4 separate regions of the Homo sapiens genome follow, and regions 1, 2 and 4 are each linked to region 3. The links are chromatin contacts, found by Hi-C or POLR2A ChIA-PET in ENCODE. All regions are on one chromosome and are shown on one strand. The core of a region is the stretch at or near the end of the contact, and the rest is flanking DNA. Distances in the headings are between cores, read along the strand shown. Region 1 overlaps NCOR2 (nuclear receptor corepressor 2). Region 2 holds the start of RILPL2 (Rab interacting lysosomal protein like 2). Region 3 holds the start of ZNF664-RFLNA (ZNF664-RFLNA readthrough). Region 4 holds the start of OGFOD2 (2-oxoglutarate and iron dependent oxygenase domain containing 2).

Region 1 (2,973 bases), core at 261-2,760, 570 kb before region 3:
CCCCGTCTCTACTAAAAATACAACAAAATGTAGCCAGTCGTGGTGGCGAGTGCCTGTAATCCCAGTTACTCAGGAGGGTGAGGCAGGAGAATCACTTGAACTTGGGAGGTCGAGGTTGCAGTGAGCCGAGATTGCACCATTGCACTCCAGCCTGGGCGACAGAGCGAGACTCCATCTCAAAAAAAATAAAAATAAATAAAATATTATAAAAAGACAATGTTAACGGTATGCTAGCATCACTACTCTTGTGCTTTGGGGCCATTGTTCAGTCAGATAAGGGCTACTTGAATACAGGCACTGCTCTACCATCACAGTTGATCTGATTCCCGGGATGGACACTCACAGGCAGGACCGTCTGCAGAGTGGGTCCTCCCGGGCAGAGGGAGGGGTCATGTCCTGGGCTGGACAGGACGCGACGGTGCAAGATCTCATCATGCTACTTAGAACAGCGTGCAATTTAAAACTTAGGAATTGGCTGGGCGCGGTGGCTCATGCCTGTAACCCCAGCACTTTGAAAGGCCAAGGTGGGTGGATCTCGAGGCCAGGAGTTTGAGACCAGCCTGGCCAACATGGTGAAACCCTGACTATACTAAAAATACAAAAATTAGCTGAGCGTGATGGCAGACGCCTGTAATCCCAGATACTCAGGAGGCTGAGGCAGGATAATCACTTGAACCCAGGAGGTGGAGGCGGAGGCTGCAGTGAGCTGAGGTCACACCACTGCACTCCAGCCTGTATAACAGAGTGAGAAAAACAAAACAAAACAAAAACCCAAAACCCAAAAACTTACGAATTGTTTATTTGTGGAATTTTCCGTTTGTTTTCAGACCACCATACTGAAACTGTGGAAAGCTGCCGTGGCTAAGCAGGAACTGCTGTACATATTTATTAAGCCCTTACTGTATGCTGGGCATTCACTCTTACTGTAGGCAGGCATTCGCTCACTGAGCCTCTGAGTCAGCCCTGTGAGCTGAGTTTCTATTTTACGGCGAGGAAACAGGCAGGCTCGGAAGGGTTAAGCCACGTGCCCAGGGTCACAGAGCTAGAAAGCAGTGCAGCTAGGTTTTGAACCCGGGTCTCAGACCCTATCCTGAGATCACGAGACCTGTGCTCTGTGGCCTTGCTGCAGGCTGAGCCCTGCAGGGAGCAGAAACAGCCTGTGCCTGGGATGGGTCTCTCCTGCCTGTCTATGCTTCACCTATGCATACCCCTGAACTGCTGCCCCAGGTAATGTGTGGCTTTGCATGTGTCCTGGGTGACACGGAGACTCTGAGGTGGGGCCAGTTCACAGCTCTGCCTGTGTGCATGGAACTTTGCTCATCTGCCGGGCCCAGAGAGGGTCCCCAGGCTGAAAGGCTGTTCCACGCCACTCGTCCCCCACCCCCACCCTCACCCTGACCACAGAAGCAAGAACTTCCCAGCACGGGGCGGCGCAGGGAAGCAGCGTGGCTCACTCTGTGGAGTATGTGGGGCCACTGGGCTGTTTCAGTTTCTGCTGCGTTTCTTGCTCTGACTCAGGGCCCTGACCCCAGCCGGGCCACTTGGGCTTCTGAACGCCTGCTGGGCTGAGCTGAGCTCACCGGTACATGAGAAAGATCCCGGGCTGAGCTGCCCTTGCCTGGCGTCTTTGGGCCTTGGTTTTCCCATCTGTGTGGTGGGGGCTTCGAGGGTCCCCGTGTGTCGGTGGGTTGGTGTGGAGGGATTGGGTGTGGACACCAGGGGCTGAAAGCTGATGGGGACCCATGGGGAAACCTGTGCCTCGGACCCCTCCAGACCAGAGGCTCCTGCAGAGCCCTGCCCATGGAAGATCTGGGTCAGGGGCTGCCTTGTCTCTGGGTGCTTCTGTTGTCACTGGCCTCTGGCCCCAGCCTGGTGGTCACCAAAGCCTATGTTTCCCCTGGGCCTGCTGCGGAGGTGGGAGGCAGGGAAGGTGGGCTCTTATCCAGTCCTCTCATCGTGGCCCTCCGAGACTCTGCTCCCTCCCCCTGGGCCCCGCTTCTGGGTGTTCGAGGTGCTGGGGACATTGGTGTCTCAGTAGGGTTGCAGGCTGGCAAGGGGCCCTGGGGAGGTGGCCTGGTGAACCCCGATGGTGAGCTTCAACTGAGCACTGCTGGGTGCCAGGTTGTAAATTTCTCTTCAGAGTAGCCCCTGGCATCATCCCCGTTTTACAGATGGGCACACTGAGGTTCCGAGAAGCAAGGCACCTTCCTCAGGCTTTAAAAAATGACAGCACTAGGGCTGGAGCGGGAGCCAGCCTGATTTTAGCCACCTAATATAATTGCCTCCGTTTCACCGAGAGGAAACTGCCTCTGCGAAGTTGAGCAGCACACACAGGGGTCGCAGTCTCCTGCCAAGATGAGATGGCTCAGGGATTTGATCTGGGTCTCAGGCCCATTTGGGGCCCACCGGGGACTCTGTATGTCAGCCCCACTTGTGCCTGGCTGTCCCCTCCTGTGTGTGGGCACCGGCTGAATGGTGGAAGCAGGTCCCTCCTGGGAGCAGGTCACGGGTGCTGGGGCTGCATCCCTGACCTACCCTGGGCCCGGGCGGGTGTGGAGGCAGAGGAGGATGTCCTGGGGGTTTGAGTGGGGGCGGAGCCTGCTTGTGAGGTGGAAGGTGGGGCAACTGAATCAGTGTGGGCCACCCTCCCACCCTGAATATCCCCAGGCCCTCGTGACAAATCTCTTTCACCATCTCTTGACCCAGCAATTAATTGCTTCTGGCGGATGGTGCCCCCGCCCTCCAGGGAGCTTCTAAAGGCCAGACCCTGCTCCTGGGCGGGCAGCCCGGGGCAGAGGCTGGGGAGAGTCTGCAGTGGTTTTTCTGTTCAGCTGCAGATTCAGGGGTCCCCAGGCCAGGCAGCCTCTCTGGGAGAAGCCAGCAGCTGACATTTTGGGGTACTTGCTCTGCCTATCTGTGGGGCTAAACCTGAGTTCATCTACAGCATACTGTGAGGCAGGTGTTGTGATGTTC
Region 2 (3,230 bases), core at 65-2,564, 540 kb after region 3:
ACCTGCCACTACAGGCATGAACCACTGTGTCCAGCTACTTTTGTTTACTTTTTGTAGAGACAGGGTCTCACTATGATGCCCAAGCTAGTCTCAAATTCCTGGGCTCAAGCAATCCTCCTGCGTCAGCCTCCTGAAGTGTTGAGATTAAGGCATGAGCCACAGCGAATGACTCAAGTTTCTACGCCACTCTGCTAATATTCTCAGTAATATGGATTCCGCATATGTGTCGAATGCTTTGTGATTTTCAGACAGGGGTTTCTCTCTTGTTAATTACTCCTCCTTCTCTCACCCAAGTAGCAAGGTGTCTCCAACACCAGCAATTCCTCCCTAGCGCTGTGGAAGAAAGAATGAAGGGGCCGGGCGCGGTGGCTCACGCCTGTAATCCCAGCACTTTGGGAGGCCGAGGCAGGTGGATCACGAGGTCAGGAGATCGAGACCATCCTGGCGAACATGGTGAAACCCCGTCTCTACTAAAAATACAAAAAAATTAGCCGGGCGTGGTGGCGCGTGCCTGTAGTCCCAGCTACTCGGGAGGCTGAGGCAGGAGAATGGCGTGAACCTGGGAGGCGGAGCTTGCAGCAAGCCGAGATCGCGCCACTGCACTCCAGCCTGGGCGACACAGGGAGACTCCGTCTCAAAAAAAAAAAGAAAGAAAGAAAGAAAGAAAGAATGAAGGATTGCAGTCACGTATGTGAGTGCTTCCTAAGTGCTTGAGGTGTCGCACACATGATCTCATAAGCTCATGTTCCTCGCAGCAACCCTGCCACCTGGGTCCCGCTATTGTCCCCATTTTACAGAGGAGGAGACTGAGGCTCGGAGACGTTAAGTAACTTGCCAAGGTGACAGCGCTGGTTACGTGGAGGAGCCGAGGACCCAGCGAAGTGAGCAGGGCAGACATTCTCCATTTTATTGAGAGTCACAGCGAAGTCGGACGCCCCAGGCCCTAGTGACAATTTGCCTGGGAGTTTTCCAGATCCTCAAGCCTCGGGGACTCTGTCGCGCTGCCCCCAGCAGCTGCTTTCTGTTTGGCCGCAGGCTCCAGAAAACACCCTCAAAGAGACACCCGGATCTTCCATCACCTACGATGCAAATTCTACGGCTGGAAAGCACGAGGGTGGAAAGGAAAAAGTTGCGTTCTTTTTACCCCGCTCTGGATTGCACGGTGGAAACTCCGTCTCCACGGAAACGCACCTCCTGGCAGCGGTCGCCAGGGGCGGGGCTCAGGGCGGCTCCTCCCCGGGGCTGCAACTGTTCCCAGGCTGGGGCGATTGCCGTCACCCCTGAACTTCCCCGTTCCTCTTCTCGGCTGCCTCCTTTTCCGTTGTCCCTTCGCGCCCCAAACCACATCCTGGAGCGCACTCTCCAGCGTGGCTGGCAGCGGGGACGGTGCGCCGGGGCGCAGGCCCAAGAGTCGCGTGCGCGGCCCCTTGCACCATCCCCCCGGGCCCACCCCCGGGCCGCGCTGATTGGGCAGGTAGGGACTCTGCCCAGCGGAAAGTTTTGGGTGCCGGGAGGAAGTCTAACCTTTGGGAGACTCCAAGACAGCAGCTCCGAGGTCGGCGGGGGTCTGGGTGGCCATGGAGGAGCCCCCTGTGCGAGAAGAGGAAGAGGAGGAGGGAGAGGAGGACGAGGAGAGGGACGAGGTTGGGCCCGAGGGGGCGCTGGGCAAGAGCCCCTTCCAGCTGACCGCCGAGGACGTGTATGACATCTCCTACCTGTTGGGCCGCGAGCTTATGGCCCTGGGCAGCGACCCCCGGGTGACGCAGCTGCAGTTCAAAGTCGTCCGCGTCCTGGAGATGCTGGAGGCGCTGGTGAATGAGGGCAGCCTGGCGCTGGAGGAGCTGAAGATGGAGAGGGACCACCTCAGGAAGGAGGTGGAGGGGCTGCGGAGACAGAGCCCTCCGGCCAGCGGGGAGGTGAGTGTGGGAGCGAGGGTTCCGGGCCCACGGCGCCTGCGGGGCGTAGGAGGGCACCTACTGGCAGGGAGACGCCTTCCTTTTCTTTTCTCTTCTCTTTTCTCTTTTTTCTTTTTTTAAGAGATGGGATCTCGCTGTGTTGCCCAGGCTGGTCTCAAACTCCTGGCTCCAAGTGATCCCCCAGCCTCAGCCTCCTAGAGTGCTGGGTTTACAGGTGTGAGCCACCCTGCCTGGCCAGAATCTGTATTTCTAACGAGTTCGCAGTTAATGCTGATGCTATTGGCCCAGGGTCCACAGTTTGAGAACCTTTGACCTAGAGCAAGAAACACTTTTTTTTTCTTTTGACACAGGGTCCTGCTCTATCTCCCAGGCTAGAGTGCAGTGGTGCAAACACGGCTCACTACAGCCTTGGCCTCCTAGGCTCAAGCAATTCTCCTGCCTTGCCCTTCCAAGTAGCTGGGAGTACAGGCATGTGCCACCATGCCTGGCTAACTTTTTTGATGTTTTGTAGAGATGGGGGTCTCACCGTTACCCAGGCTGGTCTCAAACTCCTAAGCTCAAGGAATCCTCCCACCTTGGCCTCCCAAAGTGCTGGGCTTGTGGATGTGAGCCACCACACTTGGACAAGAAACACATTTTACCTAAAGAGAAATTAGTGCATATGACCACAAAAAGACATAGACAAGAAGATTCAGAGCAGCTTTAGTCTCAGCTGCCAAACTGGAAACACTCTAAATGCAACCCAATTGAGTTTTGAAATTGTGATATATGGAATACTATGCAACAGAGAAAAAGAACGGGGTGCTGATACACACAGCAGTGTGAATGAATCTCACAGATGTAACATTGAGAGAAAGAAGCCAGGCACTAAAGAGAAACTACTGTAGATTTTTTTTTTTTTTGAGTCAGAATCTTGCTCTGTTGCTCAGACTGTAGTGCAGTGGCGTGACCTCGACTCACTGCAACCTCCACCTCCTGGATTCAAGCGATTCTCCTGCCTCAGCCTCCTGAGCAGCTGGGATTGCAAGCGTGTGCCACCACGCGTGGCTATTTTTTTTTTTTCTTTTTTGGTAGAGACGGGGTTTCACCATGTTGGCCAGGCTGGTCTCAAACTCCTGGCCTCAAGTGACCCACCCACCTCAGCCTTCCAAAGTGCTGGGATTACAGGCCTGAGCCACAGCACCCAGCCCTACTGTACATTTAAATAAAATTCATGAACAGGCAAAATAATTTATAGTTATAGAAGGCAAACTGGTGGTGGGGGGAAAAGAAGGGAAATTGATAGAGAGCTAGAAGTGTCCCATATCTTAATCA
Region 3 (2,963 bases), core at 117-2,616:
TACAAAGAAAATGTACTACTCTGCTAATTTAGAATTAATTTTTAAATTTTTAATTAACCTGCGGGTTGAACAAGGTCAATTTCCTGCTCTAAAAAACTATGCGTCTATGAAGGAAATAGGAGCCCTCTCTAAATAAGAAGCCAAAATGCCTAAAAACCGTTCCAGCCTGTGAAAACAATAAACTGTAAATATCAGAAAACGTTCCTTGAAGAAGGCAATAGCTCAGAAATCTTTTTTCGGTATCTGGTCTCCTTTGTTGCAATAAGACAGCCCGTAAGCAATCTAGCAACCAGAACAGTTCAGTTCGGAGCAGGCTCCCGGGGAGATTTAGTTGTTAGAGTTCGGCAAGAAAGGTTTCACAAAGGAGCTGAGTTCTGGGGGAAATGAGAGGTGATGTGGCGGAGAGATGGATCCGGACGGGAAAATGTCTGGGAGGGGGTATACGGAGTTCATGAGAAGCCGGGGACAGTGAGAAAACTGCAGTCGAGTCCTGGAAGGGGTGAGAACGCCTGCGGAGGCGGGAGTCAGAGGGAAGTGGACAGCGCCGGCAGCCGGTTTACCTGGGTGAGAATCCGGCCCTTGTTGTGGTCAAACAATGGAGGCGTCCGGCGGCAGCAGCCTTCTGCGCTGGGTGCGCGAGGGGTTCCTCATCACCTGAGCGGGATGCTCGCCTCCTCTGCCGGACGCAGGGCGCCCTGAAAAACACACAGCACCCCATGCAGCCGGCTCCTCCGCAGCCGCCCGGCTCCCCGGTCCCCTGGCGCGGCCATGACCGCCTCTCCCGGGACCCGCCTGGAAGGGCTCCAAGACGCGGCTCCACGGGCGACGAGGGCGGCAGCGCTCCCCCTTCCCTCGGCTCCAACAACAATGGAGCCTGGCTCGGGAGTCCGGCTCCCGAGGGGCCTCGCCCGGCCTCGCCCTGCCCGCTGCCCAGCCCTCGCTCGCACCGGCCGCCATCTGCGCCCCCCGGCCCCGCTCCCCCGCACTGCGGGCCCGCGGCCGACCGCCCGAGGCCCGAGGGGCGGCTTCTCAGCCCGGGACCCGCCAGGCTGCGCGGAGCCGCTCTGACCTTCCCCGCCATCCCGAGGCCCATCCTCCGGGATGGGTTGTTTTTCTTTTCTTTAAGCCACTCCACCTCCTTCCCACCCCCAGCCCGCTCCCTGGCCCCCGGCCCCCGCCTCCCTCCGGGAAAGAAAGAAAGACTGCAGCCCGGCCGCCGAGAACTCACTCCAAGTGAGGGGAGTCAGCGCCCCAGGCCGCGGGCGCCGCGCACCCACCTCCCTCTCCTCAGGGACACCTCACAGGTGCGCCTCCGAGCCGCGCGCGCGCGCGCTCCGCACACCCAGACGCCTCCGGGGGACAGCGCGCGTGCGCACGCACGAGGCCGGGGAAGCCCCGGGGGAGCGGGGGCCGCACGCATGCGCGGCCACCCGGCCCGCGCCCCCACCGCCCGCCTCCGCCCCCGCCCCCCAGCCCCGGCCCGGTCGGGCCCGGCCATCCCCCACCCCAGCGCCCGGCGCGCGCGCTCCCGCTCGCCTCCCTCGCTCCTCCCCGCGCCCCCCCCTCCCTCGGGCCGCGTTACCCAGGGCAACCGCAGTGCGGCCGCACCTGAGCTGTGCGCCTGCGTCCCGCGGGCCCGACCCTCCCTTCCCCTCGGCCTTCGCCCCTGCCCCGCCACAGCCGGGCGGAAGGGGGCGTAGCCCCGCCTCGCCAAGTGAATATCGGCCCGCCGCCCCCGCCCAGCCCGGCAGACACAGGCCCGCCGCCGCGCCGGCGCCTAGCCCGCCGGGTCAGCGCGGCCAGGCCTCGCCGCCGGCCCCGCTCCCAGGGTGCACCGCGGCTAGCGCTGGGGTGGGAGCGGGCGAGATGCGCCGGGCGGGCGGTGCCCACTGACCTCCCTCGGCGGCCCGGCCCGGGCAGCGCCCGAGCCCAGGCAGCCCCGCCCGCCGCGCCCCGCCCAGCCCATGGGCCACGGGCCCCCACCGCCGCCCGCCGGGAGGACCGAGCCTAAGAGGGCAGCCGCCTGAAGGAACGCGACGGCGGCGCCCGCAGGTGAGGCGGGGCCCGGGGTGTGTCGAGTCCGGCCCCGCTCACCTGGCAGCGCCGGCGGGGGCGGAGGGGCCGGGCAGGGGCGGAGGGGCCGGGCAGGGACGGGAGTTCGTGGCGAAGACTTTAAAAACCCTCCCCGCCGGGAGACGGGGGACGGGGTCCTCCTGCCCCACCTCCGGGGCTTGGGAGCCACGTTAGCTCCCCCAGGGGCAGGGGTGGCCCCGGGCGAAGGCAACTCGGGAGACGGCGGAGTCGGGGAAAGAGGGTCCCTGAGGCTCGGCGACCCCCGCGCCCGCCCCCGCGGGGTCTGCCGGCCCTTTCTGGGGAGGGGGCTCCCCGGCCCGGGCTCCAGTCCAGGGTGCGGACCGGCCGCGGCGCGCGCCCACCCCAGTGCCAAGGGGGAGGAGAGGCCGGTCCCGGGGCGCTCCTGTCTGCCCCGGGGTGGGATCGCAGGGCGAGGGATCCGCATTGCAGGTGCACCAGGAGCGCCCCGGGGCCTAGCCCGGCTTTGTCTGGGATGCTGTGGGGAGGAGGCCGTCTGAATCCACATCGCCTTTTTAAATGCTTGTTACCACCCGGGGAACCTTAGAGACCCTCCCTGACAAGTTGTATCGCCTCCCGTCCTGGTAGCCTTTCCGTAAGTACACTACCTTGCCAGCCCCTTCCTGAAGCTTTGATGCGGCTTTAGTTTACTCTGAGTAACGATTTGCCTGTGATTCGTGAAACGGAGCAGAATGCACAAACGCAGCAGAGCTCCAGGCTTGGCTACTGGGCTGCCGTCTGCTACGGCGAGTGAGTTTCTCTAACTTAGGTTTTCATGCTGACCTGTATTGTTTCATTTCAAGTTTTGGTATTTAGCAGTACGATCTAGTCCACTAAGGAAAATTAGGCTGCCAGAGAGAAAATATAACCGC
Region 4 (3,013 bases), core at 219-2,718, 1.0 Mb after region 3:
CTTTCCTAGCTGCTGACTCCTGCCCCAGCCGCTGCCGCCGCTCCACCTCCTGCTCAAGCTGGGGTGGCACAGGGTTGTTACCAGGTGGGGCCTCCCATCCTCCTGAGGCCACTGTACAGATGAAGAAACTGAAGCCCAGAACGCCAGACAGGGCCCAGGCTGGAAGCCAAGTCTAGCCTACACTCCTGAATCTATCTGGGTCAACTGCAAGTTCCAGACTGTTAGCTGAAAGGGACTTCTAGAAGGGGACCCATCCTGTTTCAGGCTGCCCCAACCTGAGCCTAGCTGGGATGAGAACCCCTAGATGTACCTCAACCATCTGGGCCCACACAGGGACAGGAGACAGTCATGGCCAAGTCCTGTGTTCCAGAGGTTGCTGAGGACTCTCCTGGGAAGCTTCCCACCACTGACTCCAGGGGAAGGAGGAGGAGGGAGTGGGGCAGCAGCCCTGGCAGCAGCCTGCGGGGTATATGGTAAGGTGTGAGGAGCCCAGGGGCCTGGAAGCTGTGGCTGGGATCACATCTGCTCCTGCTGTAAAAGCTTGGGCAAGGGATCCCTCTTTAAGCCTCAGCTTCTCAATCCAAAATGAGAGTGGTGCTTGTGCTTATCTCACAGAGCTGTTAAGAACGGCATGACTAGGCAACTTAGCAACTTAGCATTTCCCCTTCTCTCTCCTGGTGCCAAGACTCAGGTGTGGAGGGATGAGTGGGGGGCAGGAAGGAGGAAAGTGAGGGCCTAAGTGACCCTTCAGGGATCAGGGACTGAGGCTAGGCTCAAGCTGTGTCCTCAAGCTGCGGACACAAATCTAACGAGGAGGAGCTGTGCAGGGGCAGGGGACTGGTACCTCTGCTAACAGCTGCTGGAAGTCCTTGGCGCTAACACAGCCTCGGCTGCGCAGGATCTGGGAGCAGAAAGAACACTGAGCATGACTGTATGACCTGAGGAAATCCCTTCACTCTCTAAGCCTCAGTTTCCCCTGCTTAAAATGGGGAGAGGAGCCCCGACCTCAAAGGATCATGGAGAGAATGAACTGCGGAACCCTGTCAAGCTCAGGACAGGGCTCCGGGCTGGTGTTGCTGTGAGGCGGCAAGCTGAGCCCGGCCCTGTCCTAAGCACCCTACATGCTTGTTCATTCCTTCCTCACAATCTCACAGGGAGATACTATTACCCCTTTACGGTGAGAAAACCGAGGCAGAGAGAGGCCGTCATTCTTGTATTTGAAGATACGGTGCGCGGCGTGCGCAAAGCAAACGACCCTGGGGACGAACTTCCCTCCTCCACTACCCCTCTCTGCCCACTGCTCCGTAGGGACGACAGCGGCCACTCACCGGGCCGTAGTCCCGGCGCAGCTGCTGCTCGCCTCGGAAGCGCACGTGCAGCCCATAGCGCGCCACGTACAAGTTATCGGTGCAGAAGCAGGCGCAGCGGCAGAAGTGCCGCGGAGCCCCCACCGTCGCCATAGTGAAGCACCCACAGCCCTACCAGCTTCCGTAGAGAGACTTCGGGCACGCCCCCAACCGCGGGAGGCGCGGAACCAGCGGCCAAGGGGCCGCTCTAAGTTCCCAAGGGCGGAAAAGGACGAAGACGCACCTCGCCAGGAAACGGTCTGCGGAGAAAGATGCTCCTGGGCCGGGTTGGGACCGGCGGCCTCCTCGTTCCGCCTCCCAGTTTTCCCACTACGAGGCAGGGACTAATGGCTCCACTTTACAGACAGCTGAACTGGGTCGTGCCTTCACAGGACGGGGAGAGGAAGGGACTCGGAGCCCCAAGGCCTTTGACTTAAACGCCGACCCACCCCCCGCCGTCTGCCCGGAGCTCGTGGAGAACCAGCCGAGCTGAGGACAGTTTAAAGAGCTCGGAGGTCCGACTAGTTCCCGCTGGTGCTTCAATCATCCAGCCCTGTACGTTTCAGTTTGGATTTAGCATCTACCCCGGGTCCCTGCCTGGCGCTTCCGGTCCCTCCGCCACAGTCTGTTGGATTACCTCAGATTGCCCCAGTGAGTGTCTCCACCAAAACGCTCCGTCTCGCATTACTTCCGGTGGCGTTCCCAATGGACGCGGGAGGGCGGGGTCAGGTGTGGGAGGGCGACGGGGCGTGGTCTCACCGCAGCCAACAAATGACAACTCTTGCAGACCGAGCCTCTTCTCTCCCCGGACCTTTGCTCAGGAATCTACCAGCATTAAACCTTTGAGCTAGGTACTATTATATCACCGTCTTACAGATGAGGAAACTGAGACCCAGAGAGGCACAGGGACCCGCCGCAGGTCACACATCCAGTAAGGGGCAAATATGGCGTTTGAACCCTACAGAGTTCCCCAGTTAACCACCACAGGGCTTCTGGGAGTGGTGGAAGTATGTGGGATTTGGGGTTTTCTCGTGCAGAGCTGCCCGGCCCGAGAAGGTGTTTAACGTTTTACAGTCGTCTTGATTGCCCAGTGATAGTGAGAGGCCCTGCTATCTAGGAAAGGATCCATTTCCCCAGATCAATGTTCATTACCCGCCTAACTGCCCTTTTTCCCCAGGAGGCCCAGGGCAGGTCGGCTCCCCAGCCACCCACCAGGCAGGCCTGGCACATGCAGCACCCCACCCCACCCTCACCCCCTCTCCGTTTGCAGCAGTTTGCAAGATGAGTGTGTTGTACCTATCAGTTTATTTATTTGTTTATTTACTTTTTGAGATAGAGTTTCACCCAGGCTGGAGTGCAGTGGCGCGATCTCCGCTCACTGCAACCTCTGCCTCCCGGATTCAAGCAGTTTTCCTGCCTCAGCCTCCCGAATAGCTGGGATTATCGGCAGGCGCCACCACGCCCAGCTAATTTTTTTGTTTTTTGTTTGTTTGTTTGTTTGTTTTGAGACGGAGTCTTGCTCTGTCGCCCAGGCTGGAGTGCAGTGGCACGATCTCGGCTCACTGTAAGCTCTGCCTCCCGGGTTCACGCCATTCTCCTGGCTCAGCCTCCCGAGTAGCTGGGACTACAGGCGCCCGCCACCACACCCGGCTAATTTTTTATGTTTT

Evidence for each region. Hi-C counts contacts between places; a loop is a spot of excess contacts on that map. ChIA-PET counts read pairs that join two places held with the same protein, here RNA polymerase II (POLR2A). Pooled maps may share reads with other maps.
Region 1: a pooled map shows a loop between it and region 3 (4-fold over the local background). The contact joins the enhancer-like site here to the promoter of ZNF664-RFLNA in region 3. A Hi-C loop is called at or near these places in 1 of 37 single-sample maps with no recorded cell type and 4 of 50 pooled maps. POLR2A ChIA-PET finds 5 or more read pairs at or near these places in 1 of 52 experiments (activated CD4-positive, alpha-beta T cell).
Region 2: a loop to region 3 is called in a pooled map, with 5 times the contacts of the local background. The contact joins the promoter of RILPL2 here to the promoter of ZNF664-RFLNA in region 3. A Hi-C loop is called at or near these places in 7 of 50 pooled maps. POLR2A ChIA-PET finds 5 or more read pairs at or near these places in 3 of 52 experiments (BJ, CD8-positive, alpha-beta memory T cell and HEK293T).
Region 4: a map of naive thymus-derived CD4-positive, alpha-beta T cell shows a loop between it and region 3 (7-fold over the local background). The contact joins the promoter of OGFOD2 here to the promoter of ZNF664-RFLNA in region 3. A Hi-C loop is called at or near these places in 1 of 168 maps with a recorded cell type or tissue (naive thymus-derived CD4-positive, alpha-beta T cell) and 10 of 50 pooled maps. POLR2A ChIA-PET finds 5 or more read pairs at or near these places in 1 of 52 experiments (A549).

What each region holds. Positions count from the first base shown.
Region 1 is chr12:124,544,213-124,547,185 of GRCh38, reverse strand. The region is part of intron 1 of NCOR2 (nuclear receptor corepressor 2); the gene reads left to right. Among named protein-coding and RNA genes, the nearest start is that of NCOR2, 22 kb to the left of the region's middle. RefSeq lists an enhancer at 2,612-2,973. Within about 2 kb of position 1,510, at least 7 of the 41 ENCODE cell types and tissues checked have a DNase peak (open chromatin) inside an H3K27ac peak, as active enhancers do.
Region 2 is chr12:123,434,768-123,437,997 of GRCh38, reverse strand. RILPL2 (Rab interacting lysosomal protein like 2) reads left to right here and starts at 1,314. Exons shown (of 4, transcript NM_145058.3): 1 at 1,314-1,916. The coding sequence starts at 1,578. RefSeq lists a silencer at 1,308-1,567 and an enhancer at 1,409-2,338.
Region 3 is chr12:123,971,618-123,974,580 of GRCh38, reverse strand. ZNF664-RFLNA (ZNF664-RFLNA readthrough) reads right to left here and starts at 1,366. Exons shown (of 5, transcript NM_001347902.2): 1 at 1,278-1,366; 2 at 561-695. It overlaps CCDC92 (coiled-coil domain containing 92), which reads left to right and starts at 1,750. Exons shown (of 5, transcript NM_025140.3): 1 at 1,750-2,052. It overlaps ZNF664 (zinc finger protein 664), which reads right to left and starts at 1,366. Exons shown (of 5, transcript NM_152437.3): 1 at 1,229-1,366; 2 at 561-695. RefSeq lists silencers at 798-1,027, 1,138-1,217, 1,288-2,157, 2,188-2,307 and enhancers at 1,528-2,265, 2,266-2,963.
Region 4 is chr12:122,973,699-122,976,711 of GRCh38, reverse strand. It overlaps OGFOD2 (2-oxoglutarate and iron dependent oxygenase domain containing 2), which reads right to left and starts at 1,468. Exons shown (of 7, transcript NM_001304833.2): 1 at 1,329-1,468; 2 at 845-901; 3 at 1-58. The coding sequence starts at 1,460. It also overlaps a transcript of ABCB9 not described here. RefSeq lists an enhancer at 1,564-2,023.